3 separate regions of the Homo sapiens genome follow, and all the other regions are linked to region 1. The links are chromatin contacts, found by Hi-C or POLR2A ChIA-PET in ENCODE. All regions are on one chromosome and are shown on one strand. Each heading gives the region's core, a stretch centred on a gene start or an enhancer-like site at or near the end of the contact. The rest is flanking DNA. Distances are from core to core; before and after follow the strand shown. Region 1 holds the start of NPM1 (nucleophosmin 1). Region 2 holds the start of PANK3 (pantothenate kinase 3). Region 3 holds the start of BOD1 (biorientation of chromosomes in cell division 1).

Evidence for each region. Hi-C counts contacts between places; a loop is a spot of excess contacts on that map. ChIA-PET counts read pairs that join two places held with the same protein, here RNA polymerase II (POLR2A). Pooled maps may share reads with other maps.
Region 2: a map of CD8-positive, alpha-beta T cell shows a loop between it and region 1 (32-fold over the local background). The contact joins the promoter of PANK3 here to the promoter of NPM1 in region 1. A Hi-C loop is called at or near these places in 7 of 168 maps with a recorded cell type or tissue (B cell, CD4-positive, alpha-beta T cell, CD4-positive, alpha-beta memory T cell and 3 more), 12 of 37 single-sample maps with no recorded cell type and 24 of 50 pooled maps. POLR2A ChIA-PET finds 5 or more read pairs at or near these places in 1 of 52 experiments (activated CD4-positive, alpha-beta T cell).
Region 3: a loop to region 1 is called in a map of CD8-positive, alpha-beta T cell, with 11 times the contacts of the local background. The contact joins the promoter of BOD1 here to the promoter of NPM1 in region 1. A Hi-C loop is called at or near these places in 6 of 168 maps with a recorded cell type or tissue (CD4-positive, alpha-beta T cell, CD4-positive, alpha-beta memory T cell, CD8-positive, alpha-beta T cell and 1 more) and 15 of 50 pooled maps.

The regions. Positions count from the first base shown.
Region 1 is chr5:171,385,865-171,390,732 of GRCh38, forward strand. NPM1 (nucleophosmin 1) reads left to right here and starts at 1,985. Exons shown (of 11, transcript NM_002520.7): 1 at 1,985-2,142; 2 at 4,187-4,266. The coding sequence starts at 2,085. It overlaps MIR3912 (microRNA 3912), which reads right to left and starts at 896; the gene lies at 792-896. RefSeq lists silencers at 2,266-2,325, 2,646-2,705.
Region 2 is chr5:168,576,648-168,581,515 of GRCh38, forward strand. PANK3 (pantothenate kinase 3) reads right to left here and starts at 2,721. Exons shown (of 7, transcript NM_024594.4): 1 at 2,609-2,721. The coding sequence starts at 2,636. RefSeq lists enhancers at 2,449-2,518, 2,609-3,152 and a silencer at 2,669-2,998.
Region 3 is chr5:173,614,165-173,619,032 of GRCh38, forward strand. It overlaps BOD1 (biorientation of chromosomes in cell division 1), which reads right to left and starts at 2,486. Exons shown (of 4, transcript NM_138369.3): 1 at 2,036-2,486. The coding sequence starts at 2,272. RefSeq lists silencers at 2,293-2,342, 2,353-2,422 and enhancers at 2,403-2,662, 2,683-2,762.

The sequences.
Region 1 (4,868 bases), core at 735-3,234:
GAAACCCCATCTCTACTAAAAATACAAAAATTAGCTAGGCGTGGTGGGGGGCGCCTGTAATCCCAGCTACTTGGGAGGCTGAGGCAGGACAATCACTTGAACCCAGGAGGCAAAGGTCACAGTGAGCCAAGATCATAACACTGCACTCCAGCCTGTATGACAGAGCGGGACTTCGGTTTCAAAAAAAAAAAAAATTAAAATAAAAAATAAAACAGTGGCCGGGTGTGGTGACTCACGCCTGTAATCCCAGCACTTTGGGAGGCCAACATGGCGAAACCCTGTTTCTACTAAATATACAACAATTAGCTGGACGCGGTGGCAGGCACCTGTAATCCCAGCTACTTGGGAGGCTGAGGCACGAGAATTGCTGGAACTCAAGAGGCAGAACTCGTGAGTCAGAGATCTTGCCACTGCACTGCAGCCTGGGCAAGAGAGCGAGACCCCGTTTAAAAAAAAAAAAAATGCTGGCTGGGTGCGGTGGCTCACGCCTGAAATCCCAGCACTTTGGAAGGCAGAGACAGGCGGATCACCCGAGGTCAGGAGTTTGAGCCCAGCCTGGAGAACACAGCGAAACCCCATCCCTCCTAAAATACAAAAATTAGTCGGGCGTGGTGGCATGCACCTGTAGTCCTCGCTACTCGGGAGCCCGGGAGGCGGAGGTTGCATCCAGCGGAGATCACGCCACTGCACTCCAGCCTGGACAACACAGCGAGACTCTGTCTCCACACACACACAAAAAAAGGCATAACAAATTTAAGTGACTCAAAGCTTTATGTGACACAGGAGCTCTCAGAAAGGAACAGTTAAATTATAACATGTCCATATTATGCGTTAGTATGTGTCCACAACTAACCCATAATATGGACATGTTATAATTTAACTGTTCATTCCTCTCTTGATAGACACTGAAATCGTCTCTATAATTTTCCTGTAAGAAATAATGCCTTGGGGTGGGGGTGTCTTCCTTTCTGAGGCTATCATTTGTATTCCTCACTTCTTAAATTTGTTTGATATGTTGAGGCTTAAAAAAAAAAGATTACGGGTCTTCAGAACGCCCCAATGCCCGCGGGGTGCTGGGGTGCCTCGGAGTTTGTCAAGGTGTAGCTTAAAACGTTAATTCCCATGCTCGCTCCCAAATATTCGAATTAAGGCTTCTGTAGTTCTTACAAGTCACCCGCTTTCTTTCAGGAGGAATGTTAAAGATTAAGAGCGGCAAGAAGTCAGAGTCGGCCCACCCTCCGAGCTCTCTTAGGGCGATGTCCTTGCTAATTTGGAGACTGATTCAGTCCCCTTTTGGCCCCCAAGTTACGTAAAGATAAGGACTTTGGAGATGTTTTCTCAGGAAGGACAGAGCTGAAAAACAAAGTTCCGTAAGTCTGGCCGGTAACTACATCTTTCCTTCCTAACAAAGAATAAGCCGCAATTCACTCTCTCTGGCACCTGAACTTTGGGGTAACGATTAACTGCGATCCGAAGCCTTCAGGCAAGTAAAAAATTCCTGAAGTGATTACGCCTGTTTGGAGGCTTGCAGGGCACTAGGGGATGGGGAAAGGTGAATCGAGGTGCTCTCTGGCTCATTCGCAGCCGGCTAACCCGCCATATCTTACACAGCTAAGGGCTGCCGACGCCATTTTGCAGGGTGGGCTGCGCAGACTCTTGGCGGGAGGCCGGCGCGCTTGAGCGGGAGAGGACGTGGAAGGGTTGGAGGTGGGGAGTGCGCGTTACGACTGGAAAGCACGCGTGCGCACAGGCGACAGCAGCGGAGGGGTGGGGCCAGTGTACGAGTGCGCGTGCTCGGTGGGAGCCCGCGGAGTACCTGGAAGGAGGTGGGGGCGAGGTAGAAAGGAGTGGGGTTGAAAAGCGCTTGCGCAGGACGGCTACGGTACGGGGGTGGGAGGGCTTCGGAGCACGCGCGCGGAGGCGGGACTTGGGAAGCGCTCGCGAGATCTTCAGGGTCTATATATAAGCGCGGGGAGCCTGCGTCCTTTCCCTGGTGTGATTCCGTCCTGCGCGGTTGTTCTCTGGAGCAGCGTTCTTTTATCTCCGTCCGCCTTCTCTCCTACCTAAGTGCGTGCCGCCACCCGATGGAAGATTCGATGGACATGGACATGAGCCCCCTGAGGCCCCAGAACTATCTTTTCGGTAACTGCTGGGGGGAGCTGGAGCGAGGCCGAGCGGGGCCTGGTGGCGGTGAGGGTGGGGGTGAGGGGCGGGAATCCGGCTGCAACCGGGTCTGGTGGAGACCGCCAGACCGACGGGAGGCCTGAGCGGGTGGGAAGAGCTGCCTGAGCCCTGGACCTGGAGGGATTGGAGCCGCGGGGGGAGCCGGTGGCGTGAAGGGGGAGGAGACGAGCGGCCTGAAGCGTCTGGGGCGTGAGCGGTCCGAGGCCCGGGGCCTGAGGTAAAGTGGAACCGGCCGCCTGGAAGTTCGGCCTTTGCCGGGGATACGTGGCGGAGCTCCAGGCGTGGTTTATTTTCTAACGGCGGTGGTTCATAGGCTTCTGATGCCAGGCCCCGGGTTGGTGGTCCTGGAGGCTGGGTTCACCGGGAAGCATGGGCCTGCTTGTTGGAGCGGGTAGATGCACAGCCTGGCGTTATTCTGGCCTCAGAGCCTGGAGCTGCCGGACGTAGACTTACCTCGCGTGCTTCGGCCAGTTACTGGGGGTGGGGAGGCGCGGCGCGGCGTGAGGAGGCCGCAACCGCTGGGAGCACGTGGTTGCCACGTGGTTGGGGGAGGGAGGGGGGTGTGGGCGCTACATCCGGGACTCACCGGCGTGTTGCCACTCGTGAGCCAGGGATGCTGTGGCTCTGTTGAAGTGGGAAATGTTAAGAGGCTGGTAGCACTAGGGTTCTGGAGGTCTTTGTTCAGTGCTTACAGCATGTACTGTGATGGCAGCTCTCATTTTTTTGAGCCCCTTTTCTGTCTCACTGCGGTAGGTGGAGCTAGCCCCACTTTGCAGATGAGGATACTGGTGCCCAGAGATAAACTCACTTAACGAAGGTTGTACTTAGTAAAGGCAATAAGAGACTAAATCTAAACCAAGACGCTTGACTCCGTAGCTGCTGCTTCGTGAATATTAATGAGGCTTCGTTTTAGGGGGACGTCCTCGCATGCCGCCATTTGTGCGGCATTGACCAAACTGCTTTTCTAAATACAAGAAACACGTAGAGTGTTCGGTTTGAGTCAGATCAAGACCTAAGACTATTCGCAGAATTTTGGGAGCACCACCCCCCTCGACTTGCGGTAGTCCTGCCCCAAAAAGGAGAGTCCCACTTGGGTTTTTGATCTCAGTAGGATTAATTGCAGAAGCCTAATCTTTGTACTATTCAGACTTTGAAGTAAATGCAAATCCTACCGTGAATTTTATCTTGTTCATTATCCGTGCTGAGATTTGTTAATTAAACGTCTGTTCACATTTAAGCATGTATATGTATTGGTAACGGTTAGATGATAGTTAAATGGAATCATTTAAAATTTTTATTCTGACAGTGTTTTGAAGAATTTTGCCCATTCATGGAGTGAGAGTAGACATATGTATTCAAAACATTAAGGCTTTAATTCCTAGTTATTTTGGATAGCTGAGAATTCTGGTAAATTTATATCAGTACTTTTTGATAACTATCGGAAAGAACCCTCCTTGTCTTAAACATAATTTCTGAATATAGTTTGAGGCGTATGTCACTTTCTGTTGCTTTAAAGAGTGGAGTGTTGATCCCTGTAGCAAACTTCGGTTCTTTTACTTTTGTCATTTTTCTTTTGTAATAGTAAGCTATTCATGTTTGTAACCGTTCTCATTTCGAAATTGCCATTTGGGAATTTAGGTAGGTAAATCAGCTGTTTTAAATAGTGGGAAACTTAACATTGGACATTACATTTGGTTTCAGATAATTGCTTCAGGTTGAGATTTACTAAACCATTGAGCTTGTTTATGCAGAATAACAGTACCTATCAGCGTAGTTAGAGATGAAATATGGTATGATGAGAGAATGGAATTATAGTCTTTTATGGGTGTCTGTAGAGGTTTCTGTTCAAGAAATCTAGGAATTGATCATTCTGCTTTGCCCTCTGGTAGCTAAAATAGTGAAAAACTAGTTCAAAAGTTAGACCTGACCTTTTTGGTTACCCACACTTAAGTTTCAGTGTTATTTTTCTCCTTGTTAGAGTTGCTTTTTTCTTCATTTACAGGTTGTGAACTAAAGGCCGACAAAGATTATCACTTTAAGGTGGATAATGATGAAAATGAGCACCAGTTATCTTTAAGAACGGTACTTAAACTTTCAAAATAAACTACTTAACCCTACTTGATTTCAGCCTTTTAGTTTCTATTCATGTGGCTTGAGACTTTTTTTCCTTTGCTGACTGCTTATAAAATACTATTTCTTACACCTGGGTATTGTGTGTACCTCACTGTCTGTACATCTTTGAAGAACTTGGCATCTATACCACTCATTTGGTAACCATGTAAATTCCAGTCACACTGTTCAACTTGCCTTATTTTCTTCAGTTGAATTACAAAGCCCTTGTAAAAGGCATCGATAATCTTTCATGTCTACCAGAGACTAGCCTTCTGCTCAACTTAGAAGTTGCTCAATAAATATGTTAGGTGGTCTATATTGTGTGTATGCATATTTATGCATTTCTTAAATTTTCTGAATATGAGAAACTGATTTGCCAAGATCACAAAACCTGAGGACAACATTGCACAAATTTGTTTTCCAGGGTAATAGTGAGAGGTTTATACTTGTTTTTTAAAAAAATCACAGTCATGTGCCTCATTGCAACTGCTGGGTCAACAGATGGATCGCATATACAATGGTGGTCCCATAAGATTATTATACCTTATTTTTAATATACCTTTCCTGTTTTT
Region 2 (4,868 bases), core at 1,471-3,970, 2.8 Mb before region 1:
CTTAGGTAAATAATGTGAAGCCAAGGTCACTTGTTTAGCCAATATAATATACAGCTTCTTCTAGTATGCAGTTAAATGATGCAATGCACATAAAGAAAATGCCATACACACACTATGTGATCAATAAATGTTTTAATTATGCCAAAAAAAACCCCATACAGGTATTCAAAAACAAAACAAATATATCTTTTGTTAACCTGAGTGATTTAAAGTTAAAATAATATTAATATTATTATTATTATTATTATTTGAGACGGAGTGTTGCTCTGTTGCCCAGGCTGGAGTGCAGTGGCGTGATCTCGGCTCCCTGTAACCTCCGCCTCCTGGGTTCCAGCAATTCTCCTGCCTCAAGCCTCCCGAACAGCTTGGACTACAGGCGCGTGCCACCATGCTCGGCTAATTTTCCTATTTTTAGTAGAGATGGGGTTTCACCATGTTGGTCAGGCTGGTCTCGAACTCCTGACCTCGTGATCTGCCCCACTCAGCCTCCCAAAGTGCTGGGATTACAGGTGTAAACCACCGTGTCCAGCCTTATTTTTTATTATCTGGGACAGTTCATGGTTGAAATACCTTCTTTCCCACACACAAAACGTCATGTTCCTTACTTTTACTACAAACAACAGACAGTAAAGTTACCTTTTACATATAAAAATGTTAGGCTTCTACACCATAGTAACTGACCAGATTTTCAGCATGATTCAATTTTAAGATTAATGGTCTCACAACATACCACAATGTTGTAATAATCAACTTATTTGGGGAAAAACAGGGGGTATTCTCTAATTTCTCAACCTAATGTGTATTTTTAAGTCTTTGGCTGGGACTACAGGCGTGTGCCACCATGCCCGGCTAATCTTTTTATTTATTTATTTGTAGAGATGAGGTCTCACTATGGTGCCCAGGTTGGTCTCGAACTCCTGGCCTCCAGCGATTCTCCCGCCTCGGCCTCTCAAAGTGCTGGGATTTCAGGTGTGACCCACCGTGCCTAGCCCTATTTTATAAACTTCTCATAATAATCTTTATAATCTCTCCTAAAACACCTTTGAAGGAGGTAGTACTCATACCTGATTATTAGTTTGTTCAAATCTAAGTAATCAAATCACTATCATGACAAAAGAAAATAATCACCACCACAAGAGTCAGAATTTGAGTTGGTCATACACTGTTCACCAAATGGAAATTCTAAGAGAAGCAGAGAAAACGTATGCGTGAGGGAAAATGTCCAAGTGTTCTAATTACTGCACCTGTTCAAGATGCATTAGTTTAATTCAGCAAATGAAAATTTAAAGTCTCTCTATATTACTTTTCATTTAAGCCTTCACATCACTATTTTATAGATTTCTTGAACAACTATGACAGGATCTATTCAGTTATAAATAATTTTTTAAAAATTTTAATTAACAGATGAAACTACCAGATAAAGTACTTAGACAATGCTCTATGGGTGCAAGAGAAAGAACACTGTATTATGAGTCAGTCCCCTTAGAGTTATGAACCACATAGCACATGGTTGGTACATGCTTGGAAAAGTTACTCTGGGGCTAAGTTCAATTTCCTCACCTGTGAAGTTAAGACCAAATTACCTTACAGTTATATAGGAATTTGTAGTTTTCACAGGGTTTTGGCTTGTTGCCTCTCAGGTGAGTTTTACAGGAACCCCGATAGGCGGGCAGGGAAGGTGTCAGCGCCCTGTTTTATAGTTGTGGATTTCTTAACAGTTAAAGAGATCACATGAAACACTGTAAAAACAGCAAAAGTATCAATACGACTCTAAGATGAGCATGAATCCCCACGTTCCTAGTCCTTCTGGGAGGCTATACTTAAAAAGAGTGACAATCACAATGGCTGGGTGATTAAATAAGTCAATTACTGGAATAAAAGGTTTTTAAAAGACTAAACATAAAAGGAAGCAAATGAAAGTCGACCTTTCTAAAAGCATAGTCAGAATTTAAGTACATGCATAGAAAAATATCTACGGGTATTCACCATAATATTAATAGCGGTTCGCTCCGGGTGCGGGGAATACGGGTGACTTTATCTTTCTTGTTTATCTGCGTTTTCTAAAACAAACATGAACTAGTTGATATTCTAAACAAAAACAAGCCAAAGCAATTACACACTGGCAGACTGCATGCACGTACGTTTGAAAGCTCCAACTGTAACAACAGTGACAACTCCCAGGAACCCACCGGCATTTCAAGGACACAAGCAGGAAGCCCGGAAATCCCTAAAAACAGGTGCTAAAAGCCGCCAGCGCAACCTGACAGCCGCGACCGCCTCTTTTCAACCTGAATTCAGGGGGAGCTGGGAGAGGAGACTAGTCTGGTTTGACAAAAATCAGAATCAGAAATTCCCTCTGGCACCTCCCAGATCTCGAAGAGAAAGTGGGAGGAAAGGCTAGGGGGCGGCAGGCATTCACCATGCATGAATAGGGGGATGGGGAGGACGGAAGCCTCGAACTCGTGGCTCAAATGGTCCCTCCGCCCCCATACCGGACGAAGCGCCGGCGAGGAGCGACGGGCTTGGAAGCCGACCGCCCAGCCAAGGGGCTTTCAGACGGGGCCCAAGGGTGCCCTCCCAACCTGGCGGGCCCCAGCCCCCGTCTTACAGGGTTTCTTGGCATCTTTGATCTTCATGGCGTCGGCCCGAGGGGCGATGGACGGCCTCCGATCCGGGGCACTGAGAGCAGAGGCGGCGACTCCGGAGGTGGCTGGGCCGCGCGGCGAGGCCCGGCCGGTTCCTCCCCTCAGGCCGGGCGGGGCCGGCCTAGGGCGGGGCGGCGGCGCCTGAGGAGATGCCCGGCCCAGGGGGCGGCCCCCCACCCCCGCGAGGGGTGGCCGGGACCGAGCAAGCTGGGGAAGGCCGCCGGCCTCGCCGCTCCGGGGCCCCCCCGCAGCCGCTCCAAACAAAAGGCCCCGGTCCCCGGAGCCGCCGCCACCGCCGCCGCCGCCGCACTGAGAAATAGCCCGCCCAGGCCGAACGCCCACGTGACGCGAGCCCCCCCTCGCTCCGCTTCCGCCCGGCTGCTGGGGATTGTAGTTCTCCGGTTCGTGAGGCCCCGCTCTCTGGCTGTAGTTGTGCAGGTGGACTACAAAGCCCGAGATGCATCGCGGCCCCTCCTCCGAGGCCCCTCAGCTTCCGCAGATCGCCTCAGAGTGGTCCCAGCGAGAAGAGGGCTGGGTCTTAGTCACGCCAGCGAGGAGGCGACCAATGGTGACTGAGATGGGCGTGCTGGGGAAGTCGGGCTCAGACCTCAGCAGGTCGCGGAGAGAAGGGGGAATGAACTCTTCGAGAGGACTGTCATGGCTGTTCGGCCATTCTCAGATTTCCCCTTGAGACAGGAAAGCTGGTCGTCAGGCCATGGAAAGCGCTACAATCAGGGCTCTAGAGCTGTGCTTAAGATAGACCCTTGAGTACATTGGCGGATTAAAATTATTCACAAAGGAATCCTTTTGCTTAATAGAGACACCTTGAATGTTAGGGTCGGAATGATGACAATAGCAGGAATAGAGGTAACATCTATGGAACGCGTTATGTTCATGGGACTCTGCTAAGCACTTTGTGTGATTTACTTAAATTCAGGGGCCTTGTGGACCACGTGCAATTATTCATTTTATTGTCACTCATTTTGAAGATGGGGCACGGTCTGAGGAGTTAAATTGCTTGCTGAGCATTCTTTTTGCCACCGATCCATATTCCCCTGGGGCCCTCCAGCCCAGCTCTCTCCTTCTAAAGGGAAAACTGACTCCCAGAGAAGAAAATTTAGTTGCTCCAGTTCTCACAGTAAAGCCAGGACACCCTTTCCCCTTGCCTCCTAGAGTCTTAGTCCTCCAGCTGGAATGGGAGAAGATGGCATTGGGTATCTTCTCTTGGCCTTCACTTTTGTTGCCCAGTTAGATGGCCAGGAATTCTGTAGTTTTTACAATAGATGGATAGAGGGTTGGCAGTAGAGGATTGGGCATTCCAGTCAAAGAAACCCGCTTACCAAAGAGCCTTACTGCCCCTTCTTGCAGATGATAAGCCAAGGGATGTGAAGAAGGACAGGAGAGGACACAAGCTACCATTTATTGAGTACATACCAAGGGCTGACACTTTGCAAAGTGCCTTACTTTTAAAATTTAAATTTAATCCTCCCAACTACTTTTTGAAATACAATGATTAAAAACTAAAAAAACTTGCTGGGCGCAGTGGTGTGTGTCTGCAGTCCCGGCTATTTGGGAGACTAAGGTGGGAGGCCCAGGAATTTGAGGCTGTATGTGATAGAGTTTGTGAATAGCAACTGTGTCAGAGGCATTTACCAGAGCGACTCCATCTTGAATAGGGATTGGATGAAATAAGGCGGAGATCTACTGGGCTGCATTCCCAGGAGTTTAAGGCATTCTTAGTTGCAGGGTGAGATAGGAGGTTGGCACAAGATACAGGTCACAAAGACCTTGCTGATAAAACAGCATGCAGTAAAGAAGCTGGCCAAATCCCACCAAAATCAAGATAGCAATGAAAGGAACCTCTGGTCGTCTTCACTGCTCATTATATGCTGATTATAATGCATTAGCATGCTAAAAGACACTCCCACCAGTGCCATGACAGTTTACAAAAGCCATGGCAACATCAGGAAGTTATCCTATATGGTCTGTAAAGGGGAGGAACCCTCAGTTCTGGGAATTGTCCGCCCCTTTCCTGGAAAACTCGTGAATAATCCACCCCTTGTTTAGCATATCATCAAGAAGTAATAATAAGTATAAGCAGCTGAGCAGCCCATGCTGCTGCTCTGCCTATGGAGTAGCCATTCTTTTATTCCTTTACTTTCTTAATAAACTTGCTTTCATTTTACATTCTGGATTCTCCCCAGATTCTTTCTTGGAAGAGAT
Region 3 (4,868 bases), core at 1,236-3,735, 2.2 Mb after region 1:
AGTTTGTTCGTTCAATCCTTCCCTGGATTCCGTAAGACAATAGATTCTCCCCTTTGCATAAAGCAGTTAGGATTATTTTTGTCCCTTGTAAGCATAAATCCTGATGCCATACCGTCTACTCAAAATAACGCACCTGGTTTGAGATGATACGAACTGTTTACCGAAAAAGGACAAAGGACAGTGAACATCACCACCAAAACACGTAACAAACCCAGGCGATACAGAATCATCTCAGTTCAAGAAGTCAAAGGAACTCATGAGCCCACTCATAACGTTTTACTGTACTACCAACCCCTCCACCTGTTCACTTATCAGTTCAAAGTAAATTACAGTGCAAAGTAAATTACAGACATCTGTTCAATTTCCCCTAAATACTTCAGCAGTCTGGGGTGGGGCCCAAAATGTGCATTTCTAACAAGTTCTCAGGTGATGCTGATGTTAATCCAAGCACCACGCTTTGAGAACCACTGGGCTGAAGCAACAAAGGTCTCAGATAAGATATGCCTGAAAAAACACTATCTTCAAGAACTAAAACAACCTGGAATTCTCAGAAGGAACAGCTAAGGAGCTGTACATGGGAAGGTTCCAACCACTCTCCCTCACCAGCCGCTCAAGAGGGTAGTCCCCTCCCCCCTCAGGGGATACGTTCCAAGATCCCCAGTGGGTGCCTGAAACCTCAGGTAGTACTGAACCCTATATACACTACGCATGAATGTCTTTGAGGGCCATTATGAAGTAAAATAGGGGTTACCTGAACACAAGTACTTCCATACCGCAACAATTGGGTAAATGAAACCGCAGAAAGCAAAACCTTGGATGGGGCGGGCTACTGTAGTCGCTTTTGTTTTAAAATCACACACAAAACCTAACGGAATATAAGAAATATGAATGGAGAACTTGTCCTAGGAAAGGTGAAAGCTCTGTCAATACAGATCTGGGATGTATATGTATTAAATTACTTTGTTTCAAGGACAGACTTCTAGTTGGGCTTTTCATCTTGGAGAAGGAACAGTGTATACCACTTTCTCTCTCTACATCCGTATTTACCACCTGGTTTATTTACATGTCAGTTTTCTAACCTAGACTATAAGTTTTGAGGATGGGGTAGTGACTTATTCCTGTAATCGCACAGCTTGGCAACTAGAGGCCAATAAACGTTCAACGAATAAACAGACTACGTTTTTCCCTATCTTAAGGTCTAATTCTAAGCTCACAATCTTGCTGTGAGGTAAGCAAAATGTTTCCATGACAGGCTCTGGTAGGAGAAATCACTACCCTGCAGGAGTCCAGTGACAGGGTCTCCTAACCTACAACCACAGTCGTGGCTAGACAAGTTTTGAAAAGGAAGAAAATGAACATTCCAGCAACTACTGTATGTCTGATACTTAACACCCATTATTTCATTGAATCCAAACCACCCTGACGAGTAGGTAAAGTGAAATAGCGTTTTACTGGTGGGACTGACCAATGGCATTAGGATCTCAACTAGGCACCAAATCTCCTTTTATCAATGATGAAGTGCAAAATAAGGGTGCTGTTTCTACAATTTATCTTAATTCAACGCCGTACTAGTCTGCAAAACAATGAGCTAGAGAAAAGGAATAAACAGCTATAAAATGGTGATGACTGTGTGTTCAAATCATTGTGTTTAATGCCAGCTTCTCAGTGGTGAGTACGGAACAGGTGGAAATTCTAAAGCACGCTTGCTTATCTACTTGGTTTCGAAGTTTGTTATTAAGGGCCTCAGAGGAGTTCCATCTTGGGAATGATACGGTCTAGGCTCTAAAACCCACATTGAAACCCCAAGTTCGGAGAAGGGACTGGGTAAAATCACAACTAGTAGTAAATGTATCAGGCAGGAACCCACGTGTGCATCGCTCAGAAAGCTCTCCGTACTGCCCCAAGCGGTGTAAGACCTCACCGCTGAGATTTCTAAGCTATCTTTTGTTTTGCTCTCGGCTTTCGAAAATCAAAGCTGCCACCCGGCGGCCTCACGTGCAGCCCCGCTCCCCAACGCCCAGGCGGCCGCAGCTACCTTGGTGTCCACGTCGGCCAGGCAGTCCCGGCGGAAGCTGTCAAAAAGGCCCCGGCTCTTGAGCTGCTCCACGATGAGAGCGATGAGCTGCGGGTCGCCGGGAGGCAGCGAGGCCGGGTTGATGGGGCCACCGCCCCCGCTGGCCCCAGTAGCGCCAGTCGCTGCCCCGGCAGAGGCCTGGCTAGTTCCGCCGCCGCCCACCGCGCCAGTTCCCCCGCCGCCGCCGCCGTCCGCCATGGCTGCGCCCCGGGCCCACAAGGGAGAACGACTATAGCTTCTTCTCCAGGACAGAAGGCCTAGAACGTGTAGAGGTGGTGAAGGGGGCGGTGAAGGAGGAGGGCCCCAAGGCGGCAGCGGCGGAGGTGGCGATGGCGGCAGGGGCGGTGGTGGGGGCGGCGGCGGCGAAGGCCCCCTCTGATACAGCAGAGGTTGTGGTGGACGCGGCAGAAACGGCCTGCTCGATTCCAGGCGCACCCCAGATGGCGTCAACGTTGACCTTTGCATTGTGGGGCGGGAAGTTTTCTGTGGCCATCTCCGGCGTTCTTTATAGGCAGCGGCCTAGCCGAGAGAAACTACAACTCCCGGCAGGGTTCGTGCTTGCTCGTCGCGATTTCGCGGGGTAATATGGGAACTGTAGGCGCAGGCCTCGTGATCGCTGCAACCCGCCAGGCCTTCCCCGCCAGGCCTTCCCCGCCCACTCTCTGCTCACTTCCCATTCAATCAACACGTCCCAGCAGTGCCCGATTATAACAGTCATCTGTGGAGCTGATTAAAAGTATAGATTACCAGAATTATTTCTTAAAGATTTTTATCCAGTATTTACGGGTCGAGACCTAGCAATCTGTGCTTCAGCATGCACTCCCACGTCCTTCTTGAACAACATGTTCCGGGAAATTCCGGAAACAGTGGAACAGTCAAACTTCTATTGTTCAGAAATTTGTGAGTTTCCCTCCTTTTGGTTTTAATAGCAATGCATACTCATTTTAGAAAATTGGAAAATAACGGAAAAGTGTGAAGAAGAAAATAAAAGTTTTCCTTAAGTCTGTCTTATATGTGTGTGGATTTCCTCCCAAATATTAAATATTGTCAATCATAAGCCAATATTGAATAATTGAAAAGTGTCAGGCGTGATGCTATGCACTTTCCACGCACTTCTTCACGATAATTTAAAAAAGCAGATACATACTACTATTATTGCTATTTACAGACGTAGAAATGGAGGCAGAAGAAAGTTTGTTAACCTAATCACATACCTAGAGGTAGAAAAGTAGGATTTGAACCCAGGTTTTGAGGATCTAAATCTTGCATTTTAGCCTGAGGTATCCTGAGAGCTAGTTGGTATCCCACAATAGGTAAGGCTTTATATCCTGATTTTTTTAAGTAGCCACAATTCACCATTGGAATCCTATAGCTGCCACCATTATCCTCTCTTCCCTTCATCTTTTGCCTATTGTTAGCTCAGCTCCCCCTCCCAACCTCAGCAATTATGTCTGCTATTGTTGTTTCCTCATCTTACACAAGCAGCAGAGGGGATGTAAATAGCAAATTCTGCAATATCCTTGGCTCCTGCGAAGATGCAGAATTGGCAAAGATCCAGGATGTTCTCCACACCAATATTTAGTACTCAAGACAGTTTAATTTTTTTTTCTTTTTTTTTTTTGAGACAGAGTCTCACTCTATCGCCCAGGCTGGAGTGCAGTGGTGCAATCTTGGCTCACTGCAGCCTCCACCTCCTGGGTTCAAGCAATTCTCCTGCCTCAGCCTCCCGAGTAGCTGGGATTACAGGCGCATGCCACCATACCTGGCTAATTTTAGTATTTTTAGTAGAGATGGGGGTTTCACCATGTTGGCCAGGCTGGTCTTGAATTCCTGACCTCAAGTGATCTACCCGCCTCAGCCTCCCAAAGTGCTGGGATTACAGGTGTGAGCCACCACACCTGTCCAAGAGAGTTTAAATTAACCCTCAAAAGAAACATTCAGGTGTTGGATTATACTCATCCTCTAACACCAGCTCAATCATTCACAATGGGTCAGTTAATGACAAACATTCTCTCTTAATAGCTCACCATCCTTGAGATTACCTAATGTCTGTTCCTACTGGTTGACTCTACACTGATCACTCACCTTTAACCCCAGGAGAAGCCCAGTTCAGGCTGCCTCAGCCCCAGGTTCTTTCTTCTGCAAGCCCTTGATCACTCTGACTAGTCCCTTCTCCATTTTTGGCACCCCACATCTTACTCTCCTTCCTCAGGGAAAATTCTTCTGACCCCTAGATCCAATGAGATATTTCCTCCATGCTACAGAAACTCAAAGCCTCATTTTTTGTAGCAATTATTATAATTGGAAGTGAATGATTTACAGACAAATTGGCCACCTGAGTCCCCTGATAGGGTGTAATATTTAGAATGGGGACCACGACTTGTTCATCACTGTGTCTCCAGCTCTTAGCACGATAGTTCTTAGCTCAAAGAGAATGTATAAATTCCTGTCTGTTTCCTAAAGCTGTGGGATAGCATCACAGAGTGCGTGGGTAGGATTATGTGTAGCCATAATCTTCAGAAAAGAAGGAGCATTCTAGCAGGAGATGATGGATGAATCTGTCATGACTTAAATAGGTAAGTGATCCTGGAGATTGTCTGCACTTGGTTCACACTGTGACAATTTCACTATCTGTCATGGGGACCTGTGTCTTGGTTGCTGGGTCTCTGAACATTGACAAAAGGCTGCATTCTGTATCCATGACCTTCCCTCTGCAATCAAAGTAAATGATGAGGGATAAAAGGGGAAGGGGATGAGGAGTGAAGATGATCAAGCTGAAGGGAGGCTTATTATT